Linked DNA regions of Homo sapiens: region 2 is linked to region 1. A link is an interaction called in ENCODE POLR2A ChIA-PET data of the cell type or tissue named here. Cell type or tissue: OCI-LY7. All regions are shown on one strand. Each heading gives the region's core, and the rest is flanking DNA. Links, peaks and the distances in the headings are about the cores only. Region 1 overlaps SIPA1L1 (signal induced proliferation associated 1 like 1). Region 2 overlaps SIPA1L1 (signal induced proliferation associated 1 like 1).

Region 1 (5,388 bases), core at 138-5,137:
TGATGTAAAAAAAAATCAAGTATATTCTTACATATTAGTAGCAGACAATTAGGAAATAAAAGTTTGCTTTAAATCCCACTCATGGGCAGATGGATATTGGTATATATTAATACTTATATATCTCTTTCCCACCAAAATGGGAAAATAAAGAAAGATGACCACACAGAATCTAGGAAATAGAAAGTCCACCAAAGGAAAAAGCCCAAGAGAATCCCCAAGATGGTGGTAAAAAGAAGTTCCAAAATGGCAGCTCCCCAGAGGCTAGAAAGCAAGCAGCTCAGAACCAACAGGACACAGAACCCCGAAAGAGACAGTGCCAAGAGAAAACCAGAACTGAAGAATTCTCTAATCTGCTTTACCCTTTGAGTTGTTATAGTTCTATAAGAATATTTAGAACAAAATTATTGTTTGATAAATAGAAAGCTAAGCAAATAAAATGGTCTGTCTCTATTGGAGAAACAGTTGGAGAAAGAAATTATGATCACTGAAAACTCTGTGGTCACTGTCATCAACATTCAAATGATAATACTGTAAATACTGAATGATGGCTTGACCAAAACTTAGGTAAAATTATCATTGAGAGGATGGGGAAAGGGAAATAGGAGGAGCCAAATCCTTACCTTGTATAGGAAGAAGTCAAAATATAATGTTTGCAATTGAAAACTACAGGCTATAGGAGTGAAAATATATTATTTAGATATATGGCAGTGAATGCGACTAGAAACAGCAAAAAAAAAAAAAAAACTTTCAAAACGGTTGCCTCAGAGAGAGAAGCAGGAAGCATACAGCATAGGAATTTTTCTTTCCAAGCCTTGTATTACTATTTACTTACAATTTAAACCAGGCATGACCACTTTACTAAAATTAAAAATTAAAAATAATATACTTTAGATTTCTGTGAAAACTTTGTTTAAATGTAAACTTCATACCACACTGTCAGTTTCTGTCTTAATAAAACTATAGATTTATAAAAAATAATAAATACTATAAATAAAAATCTATAGTGTGCAACCTTGAAGGCTCTATCAAGAAAATACTTTTAACTGAATACGATTTCTCCAAATAAGTTTACCGACAAAATTAGTTGGAATAAAACATATAAGAGTATATAAATAATTACAAAAAATTAACTCTTACTGATAAATTGAAGAATGAATCGTTCAATAAAAGCATTTAGTAAAATACTACAAAAACAGTCCTATATCAAATATCTCCGGTTTCCTGATAAATACTGCAAATGGCAGTTAAGTAAAAAAATTTTGTCAAAAATACTGACATCATTCTAAAGAATATACAATATGCCCATGGGATCTTCTAAACATGATCACAGGCATTCTATTTCAGTTCTTTGGCTGTCTGCAGTAACACGAAGTACTTTCAAATACTACACAAGAGCTCCAAAGACCACTTCCTTGCATTCATAGCAGAGCTGCCCTGAATGGACACTTTACCAGTCATTTCAAACAGAATGACTCTAAACTCCACTCCAGCCAGTGTGCAGAGGGTGAACTGAGTCTAAGGATTTTTTCTTAACTTTTTGTAGGGACATTTCATTATGTTACCCAGGCTGGTCTTGAACTCCTGGCCTCAAGCAATCCTCCTGCCTCAGCCTCCCAAAGTGCTAGAATTACAGGCATGAGCCACTGAGCCCAACCAGGGTTTCATTTTAAATAGCTTTCAAATCACAAAGGTATCAGGAAGGAAGAAGAGAGGAGAAAAAATATAAAATTTTGAAAAGTATATACATTTTTAAATACTGGTAACTTTTTTTTTTTTTTTTTGGAGACAGAGTCTCACTCTGTCACCCAAGGTGGAGTCCAGTGACGTGATCTCAGCTCACTGCAACCTCTGCCTCCCGGGTTCAAGCGATTTTCCTGCCTCAGCCTCCTGGGTTCAAGCAATTCTCCCACCTCAGCCTCCCGGGTAGCTGGGATTACAGGCGCCAGCCACCACACCCAGCTAATTTGCTTATATTTTTAGTAGAAGCGGGATTTCACCACGTTGGCCAGGCTAGTGTCAAACTCCTGACCTCAAGTGATCCGCCCACCTCGGCCTCCCAAAGTCCTAGGATTACAGGCGTGAGCTACCACACCCGTCCAATACTGGTAACTTTTTTTTTTTTTTTTTTGAGACGGAGTCTTGCTCTGTCGCACAGGTTGGAGTGCAGTGGCGTGATCTCGGCTCACTGCAACCTCCACCTCCCGGGTTCAAGTGATTCTCCTGCCTCAGCCTCCCGAGTAGCCGGGACTACAGGCACGTGCCACCATGCCTGGCTAATTTTTTGTATTTTTAGTAGACATGGGGTTTCACCGTGTTAGCCAGGATGGTCTCGATCTCCTGACCTCATGATCCGCCTGCATCGGCCTCCCAAAGTGCTGGGATTACAGGCATAAGCCACTGCACCCAGCCCAACACTGGTAACATTTCAACCCATTCCTTTAGATGTTTGTTAGGAGATTATCTGGAAATTCTAAAATACTATCCACAGTTCCATCCAATCAGAAACATTTCAATTAAATGAAAAATGTTAATATACCTAAGAAAACACTCAAGGGAACTCTACAGATGTAGGCTCCATCCTCTGGAGCAATTTCTCACTGAAGATTTATGTGACCCAGGTACTTATTCCTGTGTTTGTAAAGCATAATCTGTGATTATGCAACTGAATATTACAGACACCCCAGGCCATTCTGTGTTTAAAAGTAAGTGTTTATGGCTATAACTTGCCAAACAACCATAATACCACTTAACCTCGGTTCAACTACTGCTTGAATGGACTTGTTAGGATTACACTGAAATACAAACACAAAATGAATACTAGGCCAAGGAATGTGATGTCAATATACTGAAAGAGGAAGAAAAATTCCTTACATAATGCTCCTTAGTCACTAGGACAGAATGTACATGAATATTTAAATTCTACGTACTGAAAACGTAAATGTAGAACACAGACAGAAATAGCGAATTGTAAATTTTGGAAAAAGAAGTAAATTCCTCTAAGAGGAATGTCATCTCAAAAAACAGCTCCTTGTAGATGGCAATAAAGTATAATGTTGTTTCTGAGTCTATTCAAGTAAATTAATCTGGATACGGGAGAAAAAAAGAAATTGAGAATTTTGTTTAAATGTATTGTTCAGAGCAGAATGCCCAAGGTTTTATTTGAATCTATGCATACTGATAGCAACTAAAAGTCATTACCACCCAATTGCTTCCTGGAAGCTGACTAATTCTGAGTGCACAAGTCTACACAGGAAGGTGAGCCAGCATACTCATTCTCTTCTGTCAGGCAATCACCCAGTATATACTGACCAAAAACATGTCCTTTAAAAAATTAAAACCATGAACGAGACAGTATCATAATATCTGAACTGTGGTTTCTCATATTTTCTAACCTCTTAATAAAATAAAGGGTTCAGCAAATAAGTCTGAGTTCATCAGATTTGTTTCAACCATTCAGCAATCATGTTAAACTTGAGATGCATTAAGGAGATCAAGTAAGGGTTAAGAGGCTGACACCATCACCTGACCTCTAGACTATGCCACTTAGAACTGTTTTATTTTACCACTCAAGTGAAATGTGACACAAGAGTATACAAAGAATACATGTGAAACCATACCTTTGCTTAAACTCCAATTATAGTGAACATTATTGAGAAACAACCATCCATAGCTCCATAAAACACTCAATTATGCCTATAATAAAATAATAATAGATATTTTAATATGCTTTGAAGACTCTGGCCAGGCACGGTGTTGCAGGTCTGTAATCCCAGCACTTTGGGAGGCAGAGGCAGGTGGATCACTTGAGCTCAGGAGCTGAAGACCAGCCTGGACAACAGGGTGAAACCCTGTCCCAACCAAAACAAAACAAAACAAAACAAAAATTAGCCAGGCATGGTGATACATGCCTGTAGTCCCAGCTACTTGGGAGGCTGAGGTGGGAGGATCACTTGAGCCAGGGAGGTCGAGGATGCAGTGAGCTGAGATCACACCACTGCACTCCAGCCTAGGTGACAAAGCAAGACTATGTCTCTAAAAAAATAAAAATAAAAATAAACTTTGAGGCTGCCTTCTGTTACTTTCATCAGTAGAGACAGACCATTTTAATCTTTCATCTTTCATGAATAAACAATCCATTACAGAAATATTGTCCTTATCATTACTCAAGGTAAGGCAACCATTACTACAATTCCACTTCGAAATTCATTTTGATTACCACTGCCCAATGTTCTAACAAGTATTTCTTATTCACACTAATAATACTCAGGATAATGGCTGATTAAATATAAAGTGAACTACTTAGTCTAATAGTATGTCACCAATGAGAAAACAGCATTATTTATCAAGGTCATCCTGTTATTTAATAAATAGAATTAAAGATCAACTTCCCCCATTTAGTGGCCTTTTTCACTCCAAAATACCACTCTTATTATTAAATTCATTTAGTATTTGCCTTTATATTATAGTATTAATGTATATCACTTTTATTATAAGTACTTTCTATAGAATAGATACTGCAGAGCCTGGACTATTTCTGCTTATGTTAAATTATTACTATTTAAAAACAAGATATACAAATATAAATAACATAGAAACTAAACTGTGATGTCACAGACACAAGGTACCATTTATGATTTGGCAAAATCCTGGGCGACTGTTGAGCATCACAGTTGGAATCAAGACCTTTGAATCCTAGATTCATAACTGACCTTGGGCACGCAAGTTGGCCTCTCTGACTCTCCATTTCTAAACGCTTCAACTTCACCTGAGTAACACCCACATGAAGAAATGAGATAATGTATGCTCTTAGTACATATATGTATAATAAGCTCTTAGTAGCCACCAAAAATAAGTACTGCCCCTTACTGTTGTGTTGGTGTTACTACTGAAGGGCAATTATACAGCAGTCACACTAAAGGAGTTACACTTAAGCAATGCACACACCTGTCTTTAAAAGTCTATCCCAATAGTGAAACAAGAATACCACAAAAATAAGAGCCAAAGACAAAAACCACATGATTATCTCAATAGATGCAGAAAAAGCCTTTGACAAAATTCAACAACCCTTCATGCTAAAAACTCTCAATAAATCAGGTATTGATGGGACGTATTTCAAAATAATAAGAGCTATCTATGACAAACCCACAGCCAATATAATACTGAATGGGCAAAAACTGGAAGCATTCCCTTTGAAAACTGGCACAAGACAGGGATGCCCTCTCTCACCACTCCTATTCAACATAGTGTTGGAAGTTCTGGCCAGGGCAATTAGGCAGGAGAAGGAAATAAAGGGTATTCAATTAGGAAAAGAGGAAGTCAAATTGTCCCTGTTTGCAGACGACATGATTGTTTATCTAGAAAACCCCATCGTCTCAGCCCAAAATCTCC
Region 2 (5,388 bases), core at 263-5,262, 220 kb before region 1:
CAACATGGTTCAGCAGAACAGACTCATTGACCTTGGAGTTTACCATTTATCTGAAATCTAAAACTGTCCACATCAAAAAACTAGAAGTAGAATAATTATATTTAAAGAACACTGAATTGTAAGGCATTCTATGGTACTTTTCTCAAGCCTAATATTTACATAGCAGAAGGATTTTTTAAAAAGCAAAAAAAACTGAATAAACAAAATAAGCACACAATTTTAGAAATATATTTAGCTAATCATATTCCCTGATGTTCTATATGCACTAAAAAATAATCCACTAAAATTTATAACAGCTATTTAATGATGCTTATTTGACAGACTGGAACTTGAAAAACAGCTCTTGATAGCAAAATTGAGAGTATATGAGAGTGCTAAAGCTGTAACTTTAGTACAAATCAAGATAAGTGTGGTATTCTAAAGAAACTATGTTAAAGATGGCTGATTACAAGAGGGTGAGAGGTAAAGACAGAAAACAGCAACTGAAATGTGCTTTGTCTCCTCAATCACTGTTCAACCTGATTTGTATGTGTTTTGGAATGGAGGAGGAGGAGAAGGAAGGTGAACAGTAAGAACAATCAAATCTGGTGGCTTACAGTTATCCAAAGAATATTTAGGTGCATAAGCATTAGTCGTCCCTCTTTTAAGGAATGGGAAAATACTCTTAGATGCGCTTCAGACCAGATACTGTGTTTCTCCTGGGCAGTGTGCAGTAGAGGGAGGCCCTTCCCTATCACAGCATCTTCAGTAACTTGACTTTGAGAGTAACACTCCACCTACCATGAAGACAAGCCTATCAACACTGTTGATCAGTGGAGCAACAAATGCCACTGCCAAGAGCCCATGGGCTCCTCTGTCTTCATTAATGCATTCCTCTCTATAGGATTCAAGGAGAACACACTTCATAGACAATTATACACTCGGTGCAAAATTGAAGAAGTCCTGTGGGGCCACAGAAACCAAGATGAGTAATGGCTTGGAAAGGGTCTCCTCCTCAACAAGCTATGCAGGATATAGGCAACATTATAATTATTCTATAACTTAGTATTTTCCACTTATAAATTTCCTTAGTACTCTGATCATGGTGACTATCTAAATGAAAACAAAAGGCCAGGTACGGTGGCTCACGCTTGTAATACCGCACTTTGGGAGGCCAAGGCAGGCAGATCACTTAAGGCCAGGAGTTTGAGACCAGCCTTGCCAACGTGGTGAAACCCCATCTCTACTAAAAATACAAAAATTAGCTTGGCACAGTGCTGCACACCTGTAATCCCAGCTACCTGGGAGGCTGAGGCACGAGAATCGCTTGAATCCAGGAGGCAAAGATTGCAGTGAGCGGAGATCGTGCCACTGAACTCCAGCGTAGGTGAGAGAGTGAGACTCTGTCTCAATAAATAAATAAATAAATAAATAAATAAATAAATAAATAACACAAAACACATACATACTCAAAGGAAGATAAGTAATTCAGGTTAATCTGAATGCAGCCCTACTGCCTAGTCTGTGCCTCCATAAGGAGGATGTGGCTATCACTTGGACTTCTATCACCAGTACAGATCCACCTTAATGTCCAATGGGCATTAAGTGAGGAACTCAATAAAGTACAAAGAAGTAACATGATGCATGTTAGCTATATTATTACTGTCATTTAATCCTGGTTCTCAATATAAACATACACTCACTAGCAAAATGGCAAAGAGAAGTGGGCATGAGAAAGGACTGGAAAGAAAAGCATCAATGGCATGTTGCTTATTTTACTAAATACAAACAATGGGATTCCTCTACTGATCCAGTATTTTTCCAGCAATGGACCTGGCTTCTATGTTGGACTAAAATAGCCTCTGAAGTCTAAATTTGTAAAATAATGTTTATAAAAACAACATAATAATAAAGTGATTATAGCTTCATCAGCCAAATATGATTTTTACATATAATATCAGCTGTATAGCATACTTTAGTAAAGTACTCCCCCTCCACCCCCTCCCCACCTGAGACTTAGCCACAGTGAAGTCAGGAATGCATTAGGCAGCCAAATGGAAACTACCCGGTGATAAGCGGCTGAGTGACAGCCAGGTCAGCTCTGCCACACCTTGGTGCTAGAGGATAAATTACATCTGACACTGATGTACTCCTTCAACAAGAAGACTTGCTTTAAGGTTCTGATTAGGAAAAATGAGTTAGTCTGCTAATTTCAGTGAATCAAAGTTGTCTATTATAAGACAGAGTTGTTTGTTTAGATATGTTTTATACTATATAAAAGTATAAACAACAATTTTTAAAATGTACAGTTTATACTTTACAGAGCTTAATTTCTGCTCCAAATTTTGTTATCCAGAGCCACTATTTGTGGTATATTATCATACTGTAACAAATTGCCTGTCTGACTTGAAAGTTGTGTGGCCCAAGAAAAGCTCTTACAGTAACCACTCTGTGTAACTGACTTCCACTGAACAACTTCCTGGATTAACCACTGCTCATAATTTCCCTGCAAACCATGCTGACAAATACCCAATGGCACTAGCAGTCTAGTGGGTGATCCCTAGGTGCCATACATACTTTCTGTTCCTGCCAGCTGGACCTCATGCTGACAAAGAGTGAGCTGTTTATACCAATTGACTTGCTATTTTAATTATGAAATTTAATCATGAAAGCTGATGAAATATGAGTACAAAAGATAAACGTTGTTCCTATTAAAAACTAAGGCTTTATACAAACTTAATAAAGGCAAGTCATTAAAAAGAAAGCTGTTGGATTAAATGTGGGCAGGACAGCTATGAAAAAATGAGAAAAAATTTATGAAATCTAAGATTTTGTACTCAGATTATGTTGTTAGTCTCTATGTTTTTATTCTTATGGTTTAGCCTATTAACACAATTAAGAATTTAAAAGAGTAGAATCATTGTCAAAGAAAAGCCCTTGGTCTCACAAGAGTTTGGCAAACATATTCTTATATGTGTTAATGATAATAAAACAGTTTGAATGTATACTTTTTAACAATTCCCTGCTTGAGTTGATATTTTCAATTCACTAGTTCCAATTATGCTGGGTAAAAGGGTATTTTCCATGCTTCAAGTTAGTAACTACTGGATTAGTGGGTATTAGATTTATGAGGTTATTATGAACAAACAGGATTAATCTGGAATCTAGGCATTCACATTTTTATTCCAGACTTTTGAAAGATAAAATACTTTAAGATTCTCCATCTCTTTAACCTAGCAGAGATCAGAGAACAGTGATTAAGAACATGACTCTGTTCAGACAGCCTGGCTCCAACATTTACTAGCTCCATGAGAGTCTTATCACTTAAGCTCCAGTTTTCTCAACTGGAAAATAAGGTTAACAATAGTACCTACCTTCCTGGGCATCAAGAGATTGAAATGAGAAAATGTGGCATAGCAAATGCCTAGTACAGTGCCTGGTACACAGTAAGTACCCAAAATGTTCATTATTATAATAATATTATTATACTGCCTAATAGGAAAAAAGTACCCATTATTACATAAATTAGATTATAACTAATATGTTTCAGTGTCAGTTTTGGGTGGAGGCCATTTTGCCTCCACCTATCGACAGCTCAGACACACCTGCAGAAAATTTGCACAGGTACAGTAAAGCAGGGGTTCTCAGCTAGGGGTTAGTTTACCTCTTAAGAGACATTTGGCAATGCCTGAAGACATTTTAGGCTGTCACAACTAGAGGGAGGAGGAAAACCTACTGGCATTAATAGTGTGGAAGCCAGGGATGCTGCTAAGCATCCTACATCCTACAATACACAGGACAGCCCCCTACTCCACGCTACCCCAACAAAGAATCATCGCACCCCCAAATGCCAAGTTGGCAAGAATGAGAAACCTTGTACCTTAAAGGACAGTGTAACAGAGATGTAATTTCTAAAATATAAACTTCAGAAAATTATTCTGAGAAGATAAATGTTTAAAAATGACATCAGGGTATGCAATACATATTGATTCCAAGACCCACGCTATAGATATGTAGGAATGAGACATGGATGTTTAGTCACGAGACAAGATTGTTTCCGTCAACAAGCCTTCTGGAATGGGACCTATCATGTAGTAATATTAAGATATGCTTTATTCTAAAGCAATTGTTATAAAGCTATGAGTACTATATTTGAAACTAAACTTCACTCATAATTTTAAATACCATTCAATAATTTTAAATAATTTTAAATACCATTCAAAACCCCAAAACAGTGGAAATCAAAACACTGTGAGAATAGCTTGCAGACAGGGAGCCTCTCGCCACAGGCCTCTTCACTTGGCTACAGAGATGACCAATCTAGCTAATGGAACACAGAGGTATGTCCTTCGTGGGTAAGCATCCTGTTTCCTCGTTTGTCTACCTGGATGACTTAAACTCATTCCTTAATTAACGCTGCTCAAAAAGCTTGTAAGGGTTCACTTATACTACTTACTTTTCGGTAAATCACAATGGTCTTTCTTAAAAGTATGAGATAAAACTGTGTATAATCTCAAATATATATGTGTGTATATATGTGTGTATATATGTGTGTGTGTGTACATATATATATATATATATATATATATATATATTTTTTTTTTTTTTTTTTTTTTTTACTCTCCCACTCAAAGAAAAGATTAGAAAGGAAGTGGCCCTTATGTCAAAGGTACTTCTCTCTTCAGTGCCTTTTCTACTCAAAGACCGAGATTTGATTCTTGGCACTGAGACTTATTGGCTCTGTGACTTTTGTCAAATAATGTAATTTGTTTTCACAATACTTCCTGTAAATGGACAGGAATATATTATAATTACCACCTACTGATGACAACATTGAAGCAGCAAAGAAATGATTCCTGTACTTACTGTGGAAGTGATAAAAAATGAAAGTAGCATTAAAACTGTTTTGCAATCCTTAAACAACAGCTATATTTCAAATATTTTCAACTTGGTATATTTATCCCTAAAGGTGACACAGCAAATCTACTGTACAACAAAGACTATAATTTCAATCGCTAAGTCAAAGGGGCTTTTTATTTGTAAAAGTACTATTTAACATACAAGACATTTATATATCTGAAAGGAGAAAGTAACTCAAAAAATGCAAAAAGAAATAAATTGAGCAAATGGTTATTTAGCTATTTTACCATCAAGAAAGATAAGACATGCAAATCTTATGTCACATTGTTAATAAATATCTTAATATACAGTACTTTTCTTCAGAAAGTACTGCAAAAGAAAATGTAAGAAATAAAGGATCTCTACTTACCCTTCTGGTAGAAAAATTTTCTATAATAGTATGCACCCAGATCTACGTGTTCCACGATGTATCTTTTCACTCTATCTAGGTGCAACACCAAGTTCTCCTTGGGCACTTCAAGTACTGCCACTCCTGCATTTGTGCAATGG

The links. Peaks named below come from ENCODE experiments on the same cell type or tissue, not always from the same donor. Only the 100,000 strongest peaks of a DNase experiment are listed, where the experiment ranks them.
Region 2: POLR2A ChIA-PET joins it to region 1 with 6 read pairs; 4 of 35 experiments call an interaction of 5 or more read pairs at or near these places.

What each region holds. Positions count from the first base shown.
Region 1 is chr14:71,370,051-71,375,438 of GRCh38, reverse strand. All of the region lies in intron 2 of SIPA1L1 (signal induced proliferation associated 1 like 1), which reads right to left. Among named protein-coding and RNA genes, the nearest start is that of SNORD56B, 26 kb to the left of the region's middle. In OCI-LY7, for the core only: no CTCF peak of the experiment used is centred there; no DNase peak of the experiment used is centred there.
Region 2 is chr14:71,589,231-71,594,618 of GRCh38, reverse strand. SIPA1L1 (signal induced proliferation associated 1 like 1) reads right to left here. Exons shown (of 24, transcript NM_001386936.1): 5 at 5,249-5,388. Among named protein-coding and RNA genes, the nearest start is that of SNORD56B, 190 kb to the right of the region's middle. In OCI-LY7, for the core only: no CTCF peak of the experiment used is centred there; a DNase peak (open chromatin) is centred at 2,488; H3K4me3 peaks cover 370 bases; H3K27ac peaks cover 1,083 bases.